Linked DNA regions of Homo sapiens: region 2 is linked to region 1. A link is a loop called in an ENCODE intact Hi-C map of the cell type or tissue named here. Cell type or tissue: K562. All regions are shown on one strand. Each heading gives the region's core, and the rest is flanking DNA. Links, peaks and the distances in the headings are about the cores only. Region 1 overlaps ABHD2 (abhydrolase domain containing 2, acylglycerol lipase). Region 2 has its middle 7.5 kb from the start of CARMAL.

What was found. Peaks named below come from ENCODE experiments on the same cell type or tissue, not always from the same donor. Only the 100,000 strongest peaks of a DNase experiment are listed, where the experiment ranks them.
Region 2: it touches region 1 in a loop (4-fold over the local background); 7 of 110 quality-filtered maps call a loop at or near these places.

Annotation. Positions count from the first base shown.
Region 1 is chr15:89,171,910-89,183,868 of GRCh38, forward strand. ABHD2 (abhydrolase domain containing 2, acylglycerol lipase) reads left to right here. Exons shown (of 11, transcript NM_152924.5): 6 at 3,903-4,086. Among named protein-coding and RNA genes, the nearest start is that of RLBP1, 44 kb to the right of the region's middle. RefSeq lists a silencer at 5,869-6,163. In K562, for the core only: a CTCF peak has its summit at 6,014 (motif pointing left); a DNase peak (open chromatin) is centred at 6,012.
Region 2 is chr15:89,027,568-89,039,526 of GRCh38, forward strand. No RefSeq gene overlaps it. Among named protein-coding and RNA genes, the nearest start is that of CARMAL, 7.5 kb to the right of the region's middle. RefSeq lists an enhancer at 4,055-4,556. In K562, for the core only: a CTCF peak has its summit at 6,842; a DNase peak (open chromatin) is centred at 6,859; H3K27me3 peaks cover 56 bases.

The sequences.
Region 1 (11,959 bases), core at 2,180-10,179:
GCATTAGTATGGGTGTTTTAGAAGCTCCCCAGGTGTTTGGCTTTGAGGCTATTTCTTTAACTCTCTCAATGATTCAGTAAGCCATTTAATACCCTATAATAAATATTTTTCCTGCTTTTTTTTTAAAAAAAATCCCCAGGTGATTCTAATGTGCAATCAGGTTGAAGAACACTACTTTAGAGAAAACCCTAAATTTTAGATCAGCTACACTCTTGTTTAAATATATTTTTAATTGTGATAAAATGTACATAACAAAATTTCATCCTAACCATTTTTAAGTGTACAGTTCAGTAGTGTTAAGTATATTGATTGTTTTGCAGCCAATCTCCAGAATTTTTTCATCTTGCAAAACTAAAACTATACCCATTAAACAACAACTCCCTAGCCCCTGGCAACCACCATTCTATTTTCCATCTGTAAATTTTACTAGTCCAGGTATGTCACATAAGTAGGATCCTACAGTATTTGTCCTTTTGTGAGTGGTTTACTTCATGTAGCATAATGTCCTCAAGGTTCTTCCATGCTGTAGCATGTGACGGGATGTCCTTCCCTTTTAAAGCTGAATAATATTGCATTGTACACATGTACCACATTGCTCTTATCCATTCATCCATCAAGGCACACTTGGGTTGGTTCCACTTTTTGGCTATTGTGAATAATGCTGCTATAAACATGGGTATACTTACATATTTTTAAAAGAGAAAATAATTAGAGTCAGTTATAGCCATTAACATTGAATGCTTATTATGCTCTGGACCCTGATCTAAGCTGTTTATGTATATCACTTTATTCACATCTCTAAACAACTCTACGAAGTCTTTACTCTTGTTACTTCCATTTTACAGATGATGAAACAGACCTAGGAGAGTTTGGTAACTTACCCAAGGTAACGGTATTTTGCACAGTTTCCTCACTACAAAAATTGTCTGGGCTGTTTGTTGAAAGTTCCCATTCCCAGGCCTCATCCTATTCCTGTAGGTTCTAAGCCTCCAGAAAGGAGCCTGGAAGCTGAAGATTTTCCCTGTATACGGGGGTTACTTGTCATCAAAGAGAAATTGAGAACATTTGGGGCCACTAAGTGGTAGGCCCAAGCAGTCTGGCCACAGGGCCTTTTCACTTAGCCATGAGGCCAGGCTGCTCCTTTAAGGCCTGGTTTTCAGTGCCTGTTATGGCCCAAGGGAGGTGAACAAATGTCTCCTTTGGGATTTCTAAATTTTTTATTTGTTGCGTGGTGTAGAAGCTGATATCAGCTAATTGCTCATTGTGCTCTCAGCTGTTTGTTTGCACATCCCCTTTTTTATATCACAGCTACATTTTGAAATCCAGCATTCCCTGGAGGCATAATATTCCTTCCATTGCTACCTTCTTAAAAAGAGAAACTTGGCCAGGGCAGTGGCTCATGCCTGTAATCCCAGCACTTTGGGAGGCGGAGGCAGGCAGATCACCTGAGGTCAGGAGTTCAAGACCAGACTGGCCAACAAGACAAAACCCTGTCTCTACTAAAAATACAAAAATTAGCTGGACATGGTGGCACATGCCTGTAACCCCAGCTACTCAGGGGGCTGAGGCAGGAGGATCGCTTGAACCTGAGAGGCAGAGGTTGTAGTGAGCCAAGATTGTGCCACTGCACTCCAGCCTGGGTGACAGAGCGAGACTCTGTCTCAAAAACAAACGAACAAAAAGAAACTTGAATGAATCTGACTTCGGTGGGGACAACAGTCTGGCATTTCACATTCCAAAGTTAAGAGTTCAAGGATCCTTCTGGACCAGGTTTTTGTTCCTTCCCTGTCCTCAGGGCCCATTCAGAGGCCTTGTCATCAGAATCCACTCAATTCAGCAACTCTTTATTGAAGGCCTGCAAACTGCCCCAGCCTCTGCTGAGTGTAAGAGGGAGAAAAATAAGCAGCTTGATCCTCTACTATCTCACTGGAGAGGGAGACGGGCTGCCTTCTCAAAGTTGGTGCCTGGGTCCTGCTGTTTGGGAGGAAGCAGCTCTTGGCCCGGTTTTTCCCTTAGTTTTAGGCATCTCTTGCTTAAGCTCCTTCTAAGCCCCCAGCATTTCCAGATCATGATTATTAGTCAAAAGTATAGGGGATACTGTCTGGGAAGAGGCATGAGGAGGCCTCCAGGGGTGTCAAAAATATTCTGCGTCTTCATCTGGGCAATGCTTACCTGGGTATAAATGTGTAAAATTTCATTGATTGTGCATTTTCCTGTATGTATGTTATACCCCATTAAAAATAAAAAAGAATAGGGCAGTTTCAAGTGTATTGATGCATAATATTGCCAGACATATTGTAAAGGGAAAAAAAGAGCCACCGAACAATGTGTATGTTACCACTGGTATTTTTAAAAAGAATATAGGAAACTTACCTTTCACTCCATCTTTTACAGCATTTGAATTTTCTACCATGGGCATGAATTACCTACTCAAAAACAAAGTCACTATAGATTCCTGGGCTTGGTCCCCATCTTACAGAATCAGCTTCTCTGGAGTTGAGGCCCAGGAATGGTCATTTCTAACACCCTCTCCAGGTGATTCTATGCACACTGCAGCTTAAGAACTGCATGGGGCTGTGCCGGCCTGGCTTAGGCTACATCCTACCACAAAAGAAGACAGATATAAGGGGAGTTTACCCCAGGCTCAAAAGATACTTTCCCCCATGGCTTGATGATTAGGGAAGGAGCTGTTCAACTCTATTAAGAATGCCAAAACCTCTGAGCTGGTGCCAAAGTCAACAACTCCCGTTTCCATTGTAAATCCGTACTCTTCTCATGCCAGTCTATTTTGTATGTGCTTTGCGTCGACATCCCTATCTTTCCATGTTAGATTTTAAATTGGCTCCCTACAGAGTTTGAGGTTGGGCCTTAGAAGGATGTGATGAATCCCTTCACTTGTAATATGGCCATTCACCTCCTCCTCTTAGCAAAGCTGCTGAGACATAACATGGCTTCAATAACTTCCCAAGGGGACACCAGCTGAGATCATCTCTCCTGGGCAAATGAGGCCCAAACAACCCTCTCTGTTAAGAGGTCTCATCTGTGTATTTTTGAATGAGCCTGCCTCCCTTGGCACCCTGTCCCTATGTCACCAAGAACGTTTTACCCTAATCCTACAGAGCATCCTGGCAGTCCCTCTGGACTGAAGTTTATCTTTCCTCTCCTTTCCAACTCTGTCAAGAAGATTCTGTAAATAACATCCACTTGCTACTTTTCTTAACACCATGAATCATCATACACATGGGTATAGCATCCCAATTTGTAGCCTAGGAAGCTAATCTCAAAGGATTTTGCTCTTGCATTTATTTATTTATTTACTTATTTTATTTTTTTGAGACAGGGTCTCACTCTGTCACCCAGGCTGGAGTGCAGTGATGCGATCTTGGCTCACTGTAGCCTCTGCCTCCCCGGCTCAAGGGATCCTCTTGCCTCAGCCTCCTAAGTAGCGGGGACTACAAGGACACACCTGTAGTGTGTAGAGGTGGGGTCTCACCATTTTGTCCAGGCTGGCCTAGCTTTTATTTAGGTCTGTGTGTGAGCATATGTGCTCATGCACACCCTGAAATCTGCTTTGATATCCATGATTATCTAGACACGGTTCTTGTGACCTACCTTTTAAGAAGCATTGTACATTTGATACATGGTACCTCCACGCTTTGGCACTGCTGAGGCCCTGTTTCCTCTTATCCCAAGGGGCATCTGGGAACTTCTGTCTGGATAGCCAAAGAGCAGTGTCTGTCTCTCTCTCCACACACATCCCCCGACACACACACGTATATATACACATATATATTTCTCTCTCTTTTAGTATACTGGCACCCATTTAGTAACGTTCCAGCTTGCATTTTCTCCAGATAGGATGCACCTGAAATGATTGAGCAATCTCACCCTTTTGCCCACAGGCTGCACGTGGGAATTTGGAGCCATGGTGAACTACATCAAGAAGACATATCCCCTGACCCAGCTGGTCGTCGTGGGCTTCAGCCTGGGTGGTAACATTGTGTGCAAATACTTGGGGGAGACTCAGGCAAACCAAGAGAAGGTCCTGTGCTGCGTCAGCGTGTGCCAGGGGTACAGTGCACTGAGGTGAGTCATCTCCGCCTTCCATCAGGGCCTTCAGTTAGCCCTTATTTATAGAGATGCCCCGACGCACAACACACTGTTCTGTGAAGACCGGGGAACACTGTGGCCGACTGAGTAGAAGTTTCTGAGTCTTGGACTCACCTTGTTTTGTCTGCATATCATACATTGGAGATGCCCCATCAGACCCCTTAAGCCTGGGATATGCAGCTGCGTTTTGGGGTCAGATCTGTAATTGGAGAAGTAAAACCCCCTTTGATAGTTGCTGTCTCCTAGGGAATCTCTGTCAGGTGACTTAATTTGTTCAGGCTTCAGGAGTTTTTATAGAAACGTGGATTAATGAAAGAGCACAGGAGACTGGCAAGCTGGGATCTGAAAGCTGGGCCTTGGGATCCCAGATCCCTCCTTCCTGCAAGAGATGAGTCCCAGATGGCATCTGGAAGGGATCTGTAGAAATCATTTAATCAGTGTCCTCACCTTTAAGTATTTGTCTCTGTCAGGCATCCCAGGCATCATCACAAAGGAGCTGATCTACTGGGTCAAGCTTTCTCCCACCCCTTAGTCTCTTGCCAGTAGATGCCCCACAGGATGAGTCCCAGGAGGGCGTGGTCATCTGCCCCGATTCCCCTGAAGATCACTGCTGTCCCAGGTCTCTCAAGAGTCACCACACTCACACGTTCACACACACATGCACACACTCACACTATACACACACCTCTCCAGGCTCTTCAAATACATTCATATTTTTTTCTGTACTCTTCATGGTGTCTTTCGTTTTACCAATGAGTATAACCAGTTATTAAAAATCTGATGAAAAAATTTGAAACACACGGGAAAGTTTAAAAACACCTCCCTATTGATCCAGTCTAATGCCAAACAGTCCTTATCGTTATTCAAAGAATCTTTTTGCCTCACCTGTATATCTCATGCTGCAGTTTAAACATACCTTGTTACTTTCTGATGGATAGAGGCCATCTATATTATTTCTAAAAATACATATTACTGGAATTTAAAGCCAGCACACCCAAAAGACACATGTGGGCCCAGGATTCAGCCTCTCCCTATGAGGCTTAAAGCTGGCTGAAAAAGGTGATCTAAATGTACCCACGATAGACATGAGAAACATCTCTGATGAAACCCTTCCTGAGTCCCAGGACCAAGGTCTGGGTTCTATTTTTCCGTGCCGGCAATATGGGGATGATGATGATAAGCAGTACCTACCTCATAGCACCGCTGAGAGTCAAATGAGTTGATGCGTGTGAAGTGCTTAGAACAGTGCCCAGCACGCAGAACGTAAGCCACTGTTCATTTTCATTATCGTCATCATCGTCATTCACTGTAAAATGAAGGAGGTGGGTTCGATCGGCGGATCACAAAGACCGGTCCAGTGAACTAGTGACTGCCTCACTTCATAAGGAATCACTTGGAGGATCATGTTAGAAAGAAATTCTGTTTCTTGGGCCCCACCCTTGGAGATTTTGATTCATGAAGTTGGAGGCATGGGACCTCAGAAGTCTGCATTTTGGATACATTTCATAGGCGAGTTTTCAGTTTAGTTACGTTTAGCAGTCCCCGGGGTTAGTGACCTCAGTGGTCTCTCCAGCTGCTCTCGCGTTCCAGGACCAGGCTAGTCCCCCATCTTCCTACCAGGAATCTTTTCCTTCACTCCTCTGGACACTGGGGAGTCAGCTGAGAGGACATGTGCCTTTATCTTGGTGGGACTAGTAATATCCAACTCCCAGCTCATAGCCACGTGTAACCAGAATTAACCAAAGTCCTGTCGGGCCCAGTCACTGGGATAAGAAAGACATGAGCAAGGGGCCTACCCCAGGATCCAAGGGAGCAGAACTAGGACGTTTGTTTTGTTTTCTTTTTTTTCAATGCACAAAATCTTAACACGACAATCCCTTCATCTCATTTTGCTGCAGTAGCGCCATCTGCTGTCAGCAAGAGCACATGATTGACGCAGCAAGCTAAGGTGTTTGAACTAAGGCAAAGAAGGCTCAAGAAGCTAGAAAACTAAAATCTGTGAGGTGCTATACATTTTGCAGACATAGCCTACACAGCCTCTTCCTTGAGACCTCAGAGGGCTTCATACACATAACTAACTATTGGCACACCAACCTCATGCAACAAAGAGCAAGTTGCAACTTTATTGTCTGGAGCACAGAGAACTAACTTGCCCAGGCTAAGATCATGTGGTCCTGCATATGGGAACTGGCACCAGGTCAGAGAGACACTGTTGTCCTTGTGTGTGCTGGTCCAAGGCTCAGGTACCCTCAACATTTAAACCAGATCTATGGAATAAATGGAGCACAGTTCCTTACTTTAAACCAGTATAACCTTTTTTTTTCCTGCCAAGGCTTGAGGGCGATGAGCCTTTCAGCACTGGGATGGTGGCAGCTGCATAAGTGCTTCCCATCACACCAAGGTGGAGCCGGGGAGGCCCGTCTGCCTCTGCAGGGGCCACACGAGAGTTCATGCGTCTGGTAAATCTCTCCTAGCTGAGTCTGGAGACCCGCTTCCTCAGTGAACCCCTCCCTCTGGCTTCTCCTCCCGTAGCTCACCTCCCATCTAGCCAGAGCCGGTTGAAGGCTCAGAGAGAAGCCAGCCACCCGCTTGCTGTAGTTAGCAAAGTCTAGCTGCTGCTAAACTAGCTCACCTTCTACCTAAATGTGCTGAACCACTGAAGGAGGGACACAGATGCCCTGAAATCACCTGGTATCCGGCAGACTTTAACATGTTCCCTCAGCATAAACAGCTGCCAACCCGCCTGGGGACTCTGTGTGGTGAGACATCCTCCTAGGTAACAGGGACACAGCCTTGAACAAGGCTGACTAATTCCCTGCCTTCATGGAGCTTAAAGAAAATGGGGAGAGAAGCATTTTTGGTCTGGTTTCAGGTAAAATAAATTCTTTCCCAAGAAAGCCCTCAACAACCTTATGTTACAGAATTGACCAGTAATAATAAAACTAAAACAAAAGCATTTTATTGCAGTTTGGGTGTAAAAGATAGTCTGTATCTGAGGACCTCACAGCACTTAAGACAGCAGAGTGATATTTACAAAGCCACAAAGCAACAAATACATGTTACTAAGATATTACACATTTAGGCATATGGGTGCCAAGGAGGTCCTCAGTCAAGTGGGGGGTCCATGAGGAGGGATTTCTGAAGGAGGTGAGGGTGAGGAGGACAGTAGCACAGGGCCCAGGCCAGGGGCAGAAGCCCCTTACAGCAGGGGTCCCAACTGCTGTTAGGAACCAGGCCGCACAGCAGGAGGTGAGCGGTGGGCAGGTCACAGTGGGCAAAGCAGTAGGGAAGCAGTGGGTGAACCTTCATCTGTATTTAGTCTCATTCCCCATTGATCACATTACTGCCTGAGTTCCGCCTCCTGTCAGATCAGCAGTGACATTAGATTCTCATAGGAGGATGAACCTTATTGTGAACTGCGCATGTGAGGGATAGTTTGCATCTTCTTATGAGAATCTAATATCTGATGATCTGTCGCTGTCTCCCATCACCCCCAGATGGGACTGTCTAGTTGCAGGAAAATAAGCTCAGGGATCTCACTGATTCTATGTTATGGTGAGTTGTAGAATTATTTCATTCTGTATGATAATGTAATAATAATAGGGAAAAAGTACATTATAAATGTAATGTGCTTGAATCATCCTGAAGCCATCCCCCTGCCCCTGCCTTCCCTAGGCTGTGGACAAATTGTCTTCCACAAAGCCAGTCCCAAGGACTGCTTCCTTACAGGACAGTAGGGGAATTATCAGAGGAGTGTTTCAAATCTCCTTAAAGGCACATTATACTCCGGGCTAAGTGGATGTGTTAACATCACTAAGACCTGACCTCCTTGGTTCAGGTAAACCTGAACATCCTAGCATTCTTTGAGCAAGGCCTTCCTGCCATGGGGAAGAGGCAGGTACCACTTTTCCTGCCAAATGGTGGGGATATTGTCTCTCTTGCTTTTGATGGGCAAACTTCAGGCTAGAGATGAGTTTATGGCAAAAGCAAATATTATTCATAAAGTTTCCCCAGAGACTGGGACTTTCCTAAAATTTGTTTTTATAGTTGAAGAGCTATAAAATACAGTAACTTTGTGCCATCAGTAATTTTGAATCACAGCCAAACAAAGAGGGGGAAACTGCAGCGTTTAAATGAGACTCTATGGACGGAACCTCACCCTGGGAAACAGCTCAGCTTTTCCACCACTGGGTTGTGAAGTTGACCTGACCACATGGTTGCCCTTAGTGCCTTGGGGCTTTTTGTGGGTTTTTTTGTTGTTGTTAATTTTTTTTTTATCAGTATAATGAGAGACTCTAACTCATTCCTGTAAAAGTACATCCTGCAAAAGGAAAAGATTCTGATAAGGAAGAAAGGGGCTTGGTAGGTGGCCATCCCTACTCTAGTCTGAAGTCCATCTTTCTGCCCCATCCTTCCACCCCAGTGGAACTAACAAAGCCCAGCCTGGCAGGTACCAAAAACTCTTGGCCCACTCCCTTGTGTGGTACAAACATGGTTTTCTTCTGCTCACACTCAAGCTGAACTAGCTGGAGATGATGACCTCTCTACAGATTGACTCTGCCCCTGAAGGGCAACCTGCTACCAGCCCAGAACCTTCTGGCTGGGTCTTTTGGGTCCAGAGGCTCTACCATCCCTCCTCCCAGAGGCCCGGCTGTGCAAGGCAGGAGCCCTGTCTTGGGCTTGGCCAGCCTGCCTAGGATCGTGCCCTCTTCCTCTCTCTGCAGGCTGGGCTGGTCCTGGTTTTGCCCCCACTGCAGGATTACTCTCTTACAGTGCCCAAATTAGAAATAATCCACATGTCCAGCATGGGAGATAGTTAAATAAATTAATAATATACCAACTCAGTGGGAAACGAGGCAGCTTTTATTTTAAAAAATCAAGAAAAATATATAACACGACAGAATGTATATATTAAAAGTAGGGAAGGGCCGGGTGCGGTGGCTCACGCCTGGAATCCCAGCACTTTGGGAGGCCAAGGCACGCGGATCACAAGGTCAGGAGTTTGAGACCAGCCTGACCAACATGGTGAAACACCACCTCTACTAGAAATACAAAAATTAGCCAGGTGTGGTGGCGCGCACCTGTAATCCCAGCTACTCAGGAGGCTGAGGCAGGAAAATCTCTTGAACCCAGAAGGCGGAGGTTGCAGTGAGCCGAGATCATGCCATTACTGCACTCCAGCCTGGGGGACAGAGCGAGACTCTGTCTCAAAAAAAAAAAAAAAAAAAAAACAAGATGGTAAATTTTATGTTATGTGTTTTTATCATAATTTTTTAAAAATATGACTGTATATAGGCAAAACCTGGAAAGAAATCCCCTCCTTCTACAAGTAAAAATACTTCTTAGGTCGGTGTGATAGCATTATGGGAAAGTACTTAATGTACTTTATTCTTAAGGTTTCATTAGCATATTGCTTTCAAGGTATTTTTTTAGTATCGTCTACATCCACATCCCATTAATTCATCTCCAATCTTAATTCATACTGCCCTTGCCTTTTTTCCCTTTTTGGGGTGTTAAGGTCATGCTTGCCCATCCCACTCTTACAGAACCTCATTCTCATTCTCCATATTTTTTCAAAGACCACAGGAAAGCTGTTTCACTATTCTTATAGTCTCTCAGCACTCTGAGACATAATTTATTTGAGCCAGGAGATCTGAATTCACTTGGGTACCATTAGATGCATTCTTTCCCCAGTTCATTCTCTTCTGACTTTAATTCGTTTTCATCAGTACTTGGTCCACTCACTTTGCAAAATATGAACTGGAAAGCTGAGCCTTCTCTAAGCAGTTACCCCAGCAGCATAATGGTTGGCTCAGCTCTTCCTTGCCCAAGTGATTGCTCTGAACCTAATTGTAAATGCCTGTTTGTTGGGACCCTCTTCTGAGGGATTAAAATCCATTGCCTTCCGCAACACCTCTTAAAATTCTTTTAACAGTCCAAAGAGAAATCTCTCACTAGAAAATGGCTTTGAAACCAGTATGGGTCATATTTTATTATAATTTAATGTTACATTGATTAGAAATGAAGGCATTTTCAGGGAATTCTATTTATGTTGGTAATAGGTAGATCAATGGATGGACAAAGTTCTTTAAAAATCCTTATGGATTATTCTCAAAAAAGACTCCCAGTGAAACTATACTGGGTTTGGGGGTTAATTTTCTCTTCTCATTTGTGATTATCACTTCTTGAGAGTTTTGCAACTTTCAGAAAGCATCTTTCCTTTTGGAGTCATCCTGGTTCTTTCTGAAGTTTTGAAACCTACCCTCCTTCCAGCAAGATTCACTCTGAATTTTGCAAAGCCATTCCCTCCCTGTAATTCTGCCCGAGCTGCCCCTCCCAGGGTTCCACACTTCTCTCCTGTGTCCTCAGCCAGTTTATCCTGGTGGACCAATATCTGGCCCAGCCTGGGGAGCAGTTCCTGCCACCCCTTCTCTCTTCTGGAGAACATAGCTATCTAGAGGCAAGTCAAGAACTTGGATATTCAGGCCAGGTGAAGTGCCTCACGCCTGTAATTCCAACACTTTGGAAGGAGGCCGAGACCTAGAGATCACTTGAGGTCAGGAGTTCTAGACCACCCTGGCCAACATGACGAAACCCCGTATTCTACTAAAAAAATACAAAAAATTATCTGGGCATGATGGCACACACCTGTAGTCCCAGCTACTCGGGAGTCTGAAGCAGGAGAATCGCTTGAACCCAGGAGGTGGAGGTTGCAGTGAGCTGAGATCACACCACTGCACTCCAGCCTGAGCAACAGAGTGAGACTCCATCTCAAGAAACAAAAACAAAAAAAGAACTTGGATAGGCAAGTAAGGTATTTGTGCAGTGTCTAGAGAGCTAAACTCCCCTGGTTTCGTGCCCATTTTGTGATTTGCATCTAAAATTGAACCCCAGTGTAGCCACTACCAGCTCCAATAACATGAATTCATACCCCCATCTTGTTTCCTCTACACCTATCCATTCAACCCCTCCCTCAGAAACTACATTCTTTTAAAGCAAGTTGCAGATATCATTTCATCTGTAAGTAGTTCACTAGGTAGCTCTAAAAGACTCTAAGGACTTTTTCTTAAACATAACCACAAATACCATCATCACCCAAAAAATTAGCAATAATTCCCTAATAGCATCCCATGTCTAGTCAGTGTCCAGATTTCCTTGATTGTCTCATGGAAGTGCTGTTTGTTTGTTTGTTTGTTTATTTTGCCAGTTGGCTGGTTTGAATCAGGATCCACATACTGCCTACATATGCATTTATTGATTTGTCTATGTTTCTTTTAGTCTGTAGGTTACCCTTTCTTTTACTGCCTTTCAGTTTGCTGTTGTTGGTATTGAAGACATCAGTCCTTTTCAAAAAAAAAAAAAAAAATATATATATATATATATATATATATATATATGAGATGAATGTAATACATTGATCTTGATTCTTTTATTAAAGCAATATAAATTTAAGTTTCAATTCCTTAATTCTACAGCCAAAGGTAAAAGACATCCCCTACATATACTGAGTGGTAAACCAAAGATACTAAAACTCAATCTTAGCCAAAATAAACAGTGGAATACTGGTCCCAGCATCCTTGTCCTGATCCCTCCCTGAGCCCTGGGTCCCTGTGAATCCCTAGAACCTTTCAACAAGCAGTGCCTGTGGTGTTTTCAATAAAAAAAAATCAAGGGCTGCAGCATCTTTTTATATCTTGTTTATGGCCACACCCTCCTCCCTTCCCTACCTCTGCAGCCTGTCTGCAATGAAGGAGGTACTAACAAAAGCAAGAACATCCCTTCAGTTAGGAGGTCAGCAAAGGGAGAAATGAACCAGGGTAAGAGAAAGCTGGGATTGCCAGAGACCACT
Region 2 (11,959 bases), core at 2,374-10,373, 140 kb before region 1:
ATATATATATTTTACCCAATAATATCATGTAAACATATAAAGGACTATATATTTGGCTAACAATACCACCTAAATATATAAAGCAGTACTGACCAACTGGGGAGAAATAGGTAAATCAATTGCATTGAGGATTTTATTTTATTATTTTATTCTTTTTATTTTTATTTTTGGAGAGGGAGTCTCACTCTGTTGCCCAGGCTGGAGTGCAATGACATGATCTTGGCTCACTGCAACCTCCACCTCCTGGGTTGAAGCAATACTCATGCCTCAGCCTCCCAAGTAGCTGGGATTACAGGCACCCACCATCATGCCCGGCTAATTTTTATATTTTTGTAGATTTGCGTTTTCACCATGTTGGCCAGGCTGGTCTCAAACCCCCGACTTCAGGTGATCCGCCGGTCTCGGCCTCCCAAAGTGCTGGGATTACAGGCGTGAGCCACCGTGGCTGGCCTGCAGTGAGGATTTTAATTCACTCTTCTCAAAAACTGGTAGATCAAGTAATAGCAACAATAATAACAAAAAGGCAGAGCTCTAGAGGATCTGAAAAATAAAATTAGTATGCTTAAGCAATGATATGGTTAGGTTTTGTGTCCCCACCTAAATCTCCTCTTGAGTTATAATCCCCGTAATCCCCATGTGTCAAGGGAGAGAGCAGGTGGAAGTAATTGAATCATGGGGGCGGTTTCCCCCATGCTGTTCTCGTAATAGTGAGTGAGTTCTCATGAGATCTGATGGCTTTATAAGGAGCTCGTCCCCCTTCACTTAGCACTTCTCCTTCCTGCTGCCTCGTATAGAAGGTGTCTTGCCTCCTCTTTGCCTTCCGTCATGATTGTAAGTTTCCTGAGGCCTCCGCAGTCATGCTGAACTGTGAGTCAATTAAACCTCTTTCCTTTATAAATTACCCAGTCTTGGGCAGTTCTTTATAGCAGTAGGAAAACAGACTAATACAAGCAATTCAGAGGATATACATTTTTTGTGTGTCCTCACTCTGTGACCCAGGCTGGAGTGCAGTGACACGATCACTACTAACTGCAGCCTTGACCTCCGGGGTTCAAGCAATCCTCACACCTCAGCCTCCCAAGTAGCTGGGACCACAGGCAAACGCCACCACCCCCAACTAGTAAAACTTTTTTTTTTGCATAGAGATGGGGTCTTGCTATGATGACCAGGTGTGTCTTGAACTCCTGGGCTCAGGGATCCTCCCACCCCAGCCTCTCAAAGTACTAAGATTAGAAATGTGAGCCACTGCATCTAGCCTACATTTTTTTAAGCACACGGAATGCTTACAACAAATTTTCCATATACAATACCATGAAGGCAGCTTAAATAAAATACATCTCACAGATTACGTTATCTGACTAAAAAATATACGTCAATGACAAAATGATAACCAAAAATCTCATATATCTGGAAACAAAACATTATTTTATAATTCTTGGGTTAAAAAACCATAGGGGAAATTATGTAATTCTGAGAGTTGAATGATGATTAATATAAGTCAAATCCTGAGTGGCATGCTTAAAGCAATACTTACTTAGAGAGTTAAATATTATATAGCTTTCCTTACATTTACCAGAGAACAAAATAGATTTAAATAAATGGGTAAATATTTAGCTCAAGAAGTTGGAGAAAGAGTAATAAAGCAGGCATAAAGAAATAAGAAGGAATTTAAAAATTAAAAATTTAATGAAATAGAAAACAAAGAAAATTCATAAAACCAAAAGTTTGTTCTTTGAAAATATGTATCAGTACATAGACTTATGGTAGGACTAGTTAATATAGAAAAAGAAAATATACAAATAAATAAATGAGACAGCTGCAGACACCATAGATACAGAAAAAGTAATCACCACATGCCAATTATGAAAGGACAGAATATTTAATAAGTTGCATTGGGAAGACTGATTACTCATATAAAGAAAAATACAATTGCATATCTCCCTAATACAATATATGAAGCTGGAAATCCAATGGATTCTATATCTAAATTTGAAAATGGAAAATAATAAATTATATGAATTATAATATAGGACAACAGAGGGATACAGAAGAATTTTTTAAAACTCTGAAAGTATATCTATAGGCAACAATTTCACTGATTTGATAATACAAAATTAAGGATTTTTTTTTTTTTTTGAGACAGTCTTGCTCTGTTGCCCAGGCTGGAGTGTAGTGGCGCGACCTCGGCTCACTGCAACCTCCACCTTCCAGGTTCAAGTGATTCCCATGCCTCAGCCTCCCAAGTAGCTGGGATTACAGGCGTGCACCACCACACCTGGCTAATTTTTGTATTTTTAGTAGAGGTGAGATTTCACCATGTTGGCCAGGCTGGTCTTGAACTCCTGACTTCAAGTGATCTGCCTGTCTTACCTCAAGGGATCTGCCCACCTTGGCCTCCCAAAGTGCTGGGATTACAGGCATGAGCCACCATGCCTGGCCAAAATTAAGGATTTTGATTCCATGGGAGACATGAAGAAAGTTAACATACATATCACAGACTGATAAAAATACACATGGAATGTAAAAGACAGAAGGTTAGCCCCAATATATAAAAATGCCTTCTCATCAGGCAAAAAAAAAAAAAAAAAAGTTCACAGTGGTATTATGACAGCAAGATGTGATCTAGATACCCATCACTGAGAGAGTAAATAAGTAAAATGTGATATGCGCAGCAGTTATAAGACTAGATTCACATTTAGCAAAATGGATGGATATTAAAAAGTGTTAAATTAAAAAAAAAAGAGAAAAATAGACTAAAAGCCTTGCAGCGCAATAGATCTACATACATCACAAGCACATGTCCATAATACAACGCTACACATTTTGCAAGAACACATGCAAATAAAGAGGATACACACCAAAAGCACTGGAATGTCTATTTATGGAGGAAGAGGAGGCGTGGCAGTGACAAAGGGAGACAAAAGCAGCTGCCATGGAGTCTTCTATGATTCAGAGGCTATTCTCCTTTCCTCCCAAGCTCCTGGGTGGATTGTACTTCTCTGCCTCCTCCACCCTGTAGTTGGGCAAGGACATGGAATCAGTGCTACCTGAAGAGTTGTGGGTGGAAGTCATGTGTGCTAGCTTAGACCAGAGCATTTAACTTGTGGTGGAAGATCATTGAATGCTCTGATCCACTACCACAGATGATCCTGAAGACAAAAGTTGAGAAGAAACTTCCATCACCCTGGATCCCTGAAAAAATACAACTAGCTGAACCCTCCCCTAGTCTCCATCTTGCCAACCTGCATTATTAAATAGATAATTTTGGTGAAAAATAAACTCTTGTTTTAAGCTCCTGGGACTTGGGTTGTTTGTTACTGCAGCATAATCCTGTGCCCGGAATTGGAGGATTCTTAGTCTCACGGACTTCAACAATGAAGCTGCAGACCCTCGCGGTGAGTGTTACAGTTCTTAAAAGCGGCGTGTCTGGAGTTTGTTCCTTCTGATATTGGGATGTGTTTGGAGTTTCTTCCTTCTGATGGGTTCGTGGTCCCGCTGGTTTCAGGAGTGAAGCTGCAGGCCTTCCTGGGGAGTGTCACAGCTCATAAAGGCAGTGTAGACCCAAACAGTGAGCAGTAGCAAGATTTATTACAAAGAGCGAAAGAAGAACGAAACCACATCGCAAAACGGAACTCCAGCCGGTTTGCCACTACTGCCTCGGGCAGCCTGCTTTTATTCTCTTATCTGGCCCCACCCACATCCTGCTGATTGGTCCATTTTACAGAGAGTGGATTGGTCCATTTTACAGAGAGCTGATTGGTCCGTTTTGACAGGGTGCTGATTGGTGCGTTTACAATCCCTGAGCTAGACACAAAAGTTTTCCACCTCCCCACTAGATTAGCTAGATACAGAGTGTGGACACAAAGGTTCTCCAAGTCCCCACCAGAGTAGCTAGATACAGAGTGTCCATTGGTGCATTCACAAACCCTGAGCTAGACACAGGGTGCTGATTGGTGTGTTTACAAACCTTGAGCTAGATACAGAGTGCCGATTGGTGTATTTACAATCCTTTAGCTAGACATAAAGGTTCTCCAAGTCCCCACCAGACTCAGGAGCTCAGCTGGCTTCACCCAGTGGATCCCGCACCGGGGCCGCAGGTGGAGCTGCCTGCCAGTCCCACGCCGTGCCCCCGCCCTCTTCAGCCCTTGGGGGGTCGATGGGACTGGGCACCCGTGGAGCAGGGGTGGCGCTCATAGGGGAGGCTCCGGCCGTGCAGGAGCCCTCAGCGGATCCGGGGAGGCTCAGGCATGGCGGGCTGCAGGTCCCGAGCCCTACCCCACGGGAAGGCAGCTAAGGCCCGGCGAGAAATTGATCACAGCAGCTGCTGGCCCAGGTGCTAAGCCCCTCACTGCCCGGGGCCGGCGGGGCCGGCCGCTACGAGTGTGGGGCCCGCCGAGCCCATGCCCACCCGGAACTCGCGCTGGCCTGCAAGCACCGCGGGCAGCCCTGGTTCTCGCCCGCGCCTCTCCCTCCACACCTCCCTGCAAGCTGAGGGAGCCGGCTGCGGCCTTGGCCAGCCCAGAAAGGGGCTCCCACAGCGCAGTGGCGGGCTGAAGGGCTCCTCAAGCGCGGCCAGAGTGGGCGCCGAGGCCGAGGAGGCACCAAGAGCGAGCGAGGGCTGTGAGGGCTGCCATCATGCTGTCACCTCTCAATCCTAGCCTACTCTGATTAATACGGGGTATAATCAACTAAATAAAACAAGAGAGAATCTTTCGGTGACCAGTGATGCTGAGGAGTGTGACTAATTTAAACTCATGCATCTGAGCTGGCTCCTGCCTCTCTCACCCCAAATGAGATGGAGAAAGAAAACTAGGCAATTGCCAACGGTCACACAGCCTTCAACAGGGCATGGCAACAACCCTCAAAACTGTGGACTGGAATACATAAACCCTGTGCCTGCCTAGATGTCAGCAAGGTTTTCATAAAGTTCCTTGGGCTGTTTCCACGAACAGGATGGAGCTTGTAGGCTGAGGAGTATGACTATTGGTTTCTCGCTGATGGAAACCCATCATATCCTACAAGAACTGATGAGTAGATCCTTGGCAGTCTGAAGCTTCTTGCTGCAAAGCTGGGTCCTCAGTCTCTCCTTGTTCAACCTTTTGTCAATGATTTAGATGAAGGTACAGAAAATAGGCTGGGAGGGACAGCTAATATCTTAAGGATGGCGTCATGATCCAAAGGAATTTCCACAGGCTGGCTATAGCAACTGACCGAAGTGTAGTCCTCAGACTAGCACTATCAGCGTCACCTGGGAACTTGTTAGACATGCAAATTCTTAGGCTCCACCTCAGACTTATTGAAATCAGAAACTCCAGGAGTGGGACCCAGAAATCTCTTTTTTTTCTTTCTTTCTTTCTTTTTTTTTTTTTTTTTTTTTTTTTGAGACAGAGTCTCACTCCATTGCCCAGGCTGGAGTGCAGTGGCGTGATCTTGGCTCACTGCAACCTCTGCACCCCAGTTCAAGCAATTCTCTTGCCTCAGTCTCTTGAGTAGCTGGGGCTACAGATGCCCGCCACCATGCCCGGTTAATTTTTGTATTTTTAGTAGAGACGGGGTTTCGACATGTTGACCACGCTGGTCTCGAACTCCTGACCTCAAGTGATCCACCCACCTCAGCCTCCCAAAATACTGGGATTAAGGCATGAGCCACCGCGCCCAGCAGAAATCTGTGTTTTAGTAAGCCCTCCAGGTGGCTCTGATGCACACTAGAATTTGAAAATCAAAGTTTTAGACCTGTGGGCTGACTCCAACAGCCTCTTATTCAACAGGGATAAATGTAAGCCTTCCCATCATCTCCACCCATCCCTTCACACCCAAATAAGAAAAAAAAAAAACAGTTACAAATGAGGAGCATAAGTCATTTAATAGTATTTGTGGAAAAGGCTCCGAAGTTTTAGAGATTTTTGTTTTCTTTTGTTTTTTACTATAACCTTGAAACATAGAGCCTTCCAAAAAGGCAAGTCAGTCTTTTTTTTTTTTTTTTTTTTTTTTTGAGACAGGGTCTTGCTCTGTTGCCCAGGCTGGAATGCAGTGGTGTGATCATAGCTCACTGAAGCCTAGACCTCCCAGGCTCCAGCCATCTCCCGTCCTCAGCCTCCTGAGTAGCTGGAACCACTGGCAAGCACCACCATGCCTGGCTAGCTTTTAAATTTTTTGTAGAGATGGGGTTTTGCCATGTTTCCTCGAACTTCTGGGGTCAAGTGATCCTCCTGCCTTGGCCTCCAAAGTGCTGGGACTACAGACATGAGCCACTGCACCCAGCCAAGCCAAGGCAATTTTTTTTTTTTTAATTTGAGACAGAGTCTCGCTCTTGTCACCCAGGCTGTAATATGATGACACGTTCTCAGCTCACTGCAACCTCCACCTCCTGGGTTCAAGCAATTCTCCTGCCTCAGCCTCCCGAATAGCTAGGATTACAGGTGCCCGCCACCATGCCTGGCTAATTTTTGTATTTTTAATAGAGATAGGGTTTCACCATGTTGGCCAAGGTGGTCTTGAACTCCTGACCTCAGGTGATCTACCCGCCTTGGCTTCCCAAAGTGCTGGGATTACAGATATAAGCCACCACCAAGCCAAGTCAATCTTAAATTACATTAAAAACAGTGTCTACTATCACTGAGTAGTACACAAGTGATTCAGAGATTTGGGGTTTGGGTCCTGGGATTACAAAATAGAAGATACAATGAAATATCTCCCTCCCATTTATTCTCTAGCCATCCAGTTCCTACCCCAGAAGCAGCCTATTTTGTTACCATATTTCATTGACTTCTAAGATATACATGTTTTTTCACATTTTAACATCTCTGAAATCAGGATGTGTCTTACAATAGCTGTCAGCTAGGTGGCTCTCATCACATTGATACCATTGCCTGCACTTGAGCAAACTTGGCTATAGCTTTGGTATTGTCATCATTTCAAATGATTTATGTGCATTGTTGACGCTACATGCGCTGACTTTACTTGCTATTTAAAATATCTTCAAAAAGACGGTACTATCAGCATTTAAATGAAAGGTCACTGTGGATGCAGAAAGTTACAGAAACAACAGTGAGGTGCAAAATTGATATTAGTGAAGCGAATTTATGAATTGTTAGAGTAATGATTTCCATTCCATATTTTCTTGCAGAGCAACCATTGAGAGGTTTTCAGCAGCAGTACCTCTCTGACTGCAATGTGCACACAAATCCGCTGGGATCTGGATAAAACACAGATTTTGATTCACTAAGTCTGGCATGGGTCAGATTCCACATTTCTTTTTTTTTTTTTTTTTTTTTTTTTGAGATGGAGTCTTGCTCTGTCACCCAGGCTGGAGTGCAATGGTGCGATCTCTGCTAACTGCAACCTCAGCCTCCCGGGTTCAAGCGATTCTCCTGCCTCAGCTTCCCAAGTAGCTGGGACTACAGGCACATACCCCCACGCCTGGCTAATTTTTTGTACTTTTAGTAGAGACAGGGTTTCACCATGTTGGCCAGGCTGGTCTCGAACTCCTGACCTCATGATCTGCCCACCTCCGCCTCCCAAAGTGCTGGGATTACAGGTGTGAGCCACGGCGTCTGGCCTCAGATTCCACGTTTCTAACAAGCCCTCTGGTGATATTGATGCTGCTGATGCATGCTTGGTCCATTTGAGGACCCCAAAGTGGAAGATACCCAAAAGAGAAAAAGGAATGTTACCTACTCAAATTCATGCCAGACAATGCAATTTAAGACTGGGGAAATTGCCAGATCTCTCAGAATAGATGCAAGAAATTTCAAAGCCATGAAGGGCTGGTGTGATCAATCATGTGTCATGCAAGGCTGTCGTTATGGCATCATGTCATATAGTTAACTGGCAGTCTTTTTTTAAATAGACTTTATCTTTTAGAGCAGTTTTAGTTCACAGCAAAATTTAGAAGTACAGAGCGTTCTCATACACTCCCTGGCCCTACACATACACAGCCTCCCCCACTATCAACATTCTGCAACAGAGAGGTAAATTTGTTATAATCAATGAACCTACATTGACACATTATTATCACCCAAAGCCCATTTCTTTTAGTGCTGAATAATATTCCATTGTCTGGAAGTACCTATAGTTTATTTACACATTCACCTACTGAAGGACATCTTGCTTGCTTCCACATTTTGATGATTATAAATAAAGCTGATTATAAACATCCATGGGCAGATTTCTGTGTGGACACCAGTTTTTAATTCATTTGGGTCAATACCAAGCAGCACAATTGCTAGTTCATATGGTAAAAGTATATTTAGTTTTGTAAGAAACCGCCAAATTAGGCTGGGAGTGGTGACTCATGCCTACAATCTCAACACTTTGGAAGTCCAAGGTAGGAAGATCACGAGTCCAGGAGTCTGAGACCAGCCTGGGCAACATAGGAAGACTCTGTCTCTACAAAATTTTTGTTTTAGAAATTAGCCTGGTATGGTAGCACATGCCTGTAGTCCCAGCTATTCAGGAGGCTGAGGTGGGAGGATTGTTTGAGCCCAGGAGTTAGAGACTGCAGTTAGCCGTGATCTTGCCACTGCACTCCAGCCTGGGTGACAGGGCAAGCCCCTGTCTCAAAAAAAAAAAAAAAAAAAAAGAAAAGAAACCATCAAATTGTCTTCCAAAGAGCCTGAAGAACCTGTAGCATTTTGCGTTCCCATCAGCAATGAATGAGAGTTCATTCATTCACACTGATTCAATGAGATGACCCAAATCCAGAACACTGACAACACTAAATGCTGGTGAGGATGTGGAGCAACACACGTGTTTGGGTCCTCGCATTGTTGATCTAATTTGAAGTTCCCTGATGACACATGATGTGGAGCATCTTTTCACATGCTTACTTCATTTGTAAAATCTTTGGTGAGGTGTCTGTTCCAGTCGCTTGTCCATTTTTCAGCTGGGTTGTTCATTTTCTTATTGTTGAGCTTTAACAGTTCTTTGTATATTTTGGATAACAATCTTTTATCAGGTGTCTTTTCCAAATACTTTTTCCCAGTTGGTGGCTTGTCTTCTAATTCTCTTGACAGTGTTTTTCACAGAGCAGAAGTTTCTCTAATTTATTGAAGTCCAATTTATCAATGATTTCTTTCATGGTTAATGCCTGTGGTGTTGCATCAAAAAAGTCATGTCCATACGCAACATCATCCAGATTTCCTCCTTTGTTGTCTTCTAGAAGTTTTATAGTTTAGTGCTTTACATATAGGTCTGTGAGCCATTTCGACTTCATTTTTATGAAGGGTGCAAGGTCTGTGTCTGAATTCTTTTTTTTTTTATTTGCATATGGATGTCCAGTTGTTCCAGGACCATTTGTTGAAAATACTGTCTTTTTTTCCATTGTATTATCCTTGCTCCTTTATCAAACATCAGTTGAGTATAGCTATGTGGGTCTGTTTCTGGGCTCTCTATTCTGTTCTATTCATCTATTTGCCTATTCTTTTATCAATATCACAGTCTCTTGATTACCGTGGCTTTATAGTAAGCCTTGAAGTTGGGTAGTATCAGTCCTCCGACTTCTTCTTCTTCTTCAACATTGTGTTGGCTATTCTGAATCTTTTGCCTCTCCGTTTAGCAGTCTTTTTTCTTTCTTGTGCATGCAACAATGGTATATCTTATAATTGAGGGCATCTTAGATCTGATGAAATATGAGAGTTCCTCATGGATATTTCTAGAGATATCTTGTGCCTATAAAAGCATATACATAAAAGTATTATTTTTCTCTCAGCCGGGCACAGTGGCTCATGCATGTAATCCCAGCACTTTGGGAGGCCGAGGCAGGCGGATCACCTGAGGTCAGGAGTTCGAGACCAGCCTAACATGGTGAAACCCCATCTCTACTAAAAATACAAAAATTAGCCGGGCATAGTGGTGGGCACCTGTAATCCCAGCTACTCAGGAGGCTGAGGCAGGAGAATCACTTGAACTCGGGAGGCAGAGGTTGCACTGAGCCAAGATTGCGCCATTGCACTCCAACCTGGGCGACAGAGCGAGACTCCGTCTCAAAAAAAAAAGAGAGAAAAAGGATTATTTTTCTCTCAAGTTTATTTGTTTGGAAAACAATAATTTATTGCTCTTCCTTCCAAGTCTTTGTGAATTTACAGAAAAAAAACAAAAACAAAAACAAAAAAACAAAAAGATCAACGTTTACAGACTGTTCAGTTCAGACTAAGAATGCCAGAGATGAGTACCTGTACTGCCGTGGCTGCCGGCTACATGGCACCAATGTTCCCCAGCAGATATGCGCTAAAGTTTAAAACAAGCCCCCTCCAGATTTGTATTATCACCTTCAGAAAGGCTGTATTCCTCACACTGCATCTCACACGACATACTCAGGTCGTTAGTCACATCTGAAAATAAACTGGCCAATAAATGTGTTTCCTTCTGTGCATCTACTTTCCACGAGGCTTCATATTCAATCCACCACCTTTTTAGCCACATTTTCTCTTCTGCTGTTTGTGCTAGAAGTTGTTGCTGTTGGGCTTCTCTGTGTTTTGCCATAAATTGGAGCAAGTTCCAAGCACCAACTACCTTCCTCTTCTCATTTTCTGCTGCTTTTGCAAGTTGGTCCACAGGCTCAATTAAACCACCAACTATTTCTGAAATGGACTGATTTTGCCCACAAAATCCATGCAGTCTTCCTTGGGGTCCCTGGTCTGCTACGTAACCTCAGGGTCCCGCACCCAGGCTTGCTCAGCTCATCAAAACACAGTCCTGCTTCACCCAGGCTGTCCTGGCCTGTTTCCCTTCCAGCTTCCCCGCAGAAGAGTGATTCTGCTCTGCAGGGTGACAGTGGCGGCCAGAGGAGGTGTGTCATCGGAAAGAAAAAAGTCTGCTTGATTGTCACAGGGACCGTTCACTTAACACGTATTTCTCGAGTGTGTGAGCATCTAGTCAATGCTGCTAGATGCCAGAGAGGCAAAGATGACTGCACTTGGTCCTAGCCCCTTGGAGCACCTTGTCTGGCACTGGCCCCACTGCTGCAGCCCTGGCTGAGGTCAGCAGGCTGCTCTCCCTCAAGTCAGTGGCCACCAGAGCCTTACCTGCCAGCCCTGTCTGCCACCATGGCTGCTGGGCCTCCCTCAAGCTTATTTTTGATGTCTATATTGTGGGTCAAATTATAAGAGGCTTTAAAAGGATGAGTGTAAATGGAGGTGTCTGTCCCCTAATGGGTGCCCAGAGGAATTTTTCCATGTCAGGTAAGGATACCTTTTTTTCTGAGGCAGGGTCTCACTCTGTCTCCCAGGCTGGAGTGCAAAGGGCGATCACAGCTCACTGCAGCCTCGACCTCCCAGGCTCAAGCAATCCTCCCACCTTTGCTTCCTGAGTAGCTGGGACTACAGGTGCTTGCCATCACAGCCAGCTAATTTTTTTTTTTTTTTTTTGTATGTTTTTGTAGAGATGGGATTTCACCATGTTGCCCAGGCTGGTCTTAAACTCAGCTCAAGCTATCTGGCCCCCTCTGCCTCCCAAAGTGCTGGGATTACAGGCGTGAGCCACTGCGCCTGCCCACCCGCCCCCCACCCCCCGACTTCTTTCTTTTTAAACATTTTTGTAAACTTCTCTCTTTTTAAACATGCACACTCACTCCACCCAAGCCTCTGAAGACAGAATTCTTGACCCTATTGCACTTACGATCTAATAGAAGAGACACAGATATAATATATTATGGTTTGATATGTTCACTGCTAGAAGTTTATGCCAAGTGCTGCTAGAACATAAATAATGGAGCAGTTCATCTTTCCTGGGGATAGGAGCCAGAGCCACAGTGAGCGCTGTTGACTGGGGTCTTAAAATTAAGCTGCATATGCCAAGCAGGGAAAGCGGGAAAGAGCATTGCCAGCAAAGGGAGCAGTATGATCAAAATTCCAAAGCAGTGCGTGCCAAAGGGCGTGTCATGAGCTGGAAAAGGTATGGTAGCACTGGTCAAGATTGCAATTTCAGTGTTCTTTTTTTTTTTTTAATTGAGACAGAGTCT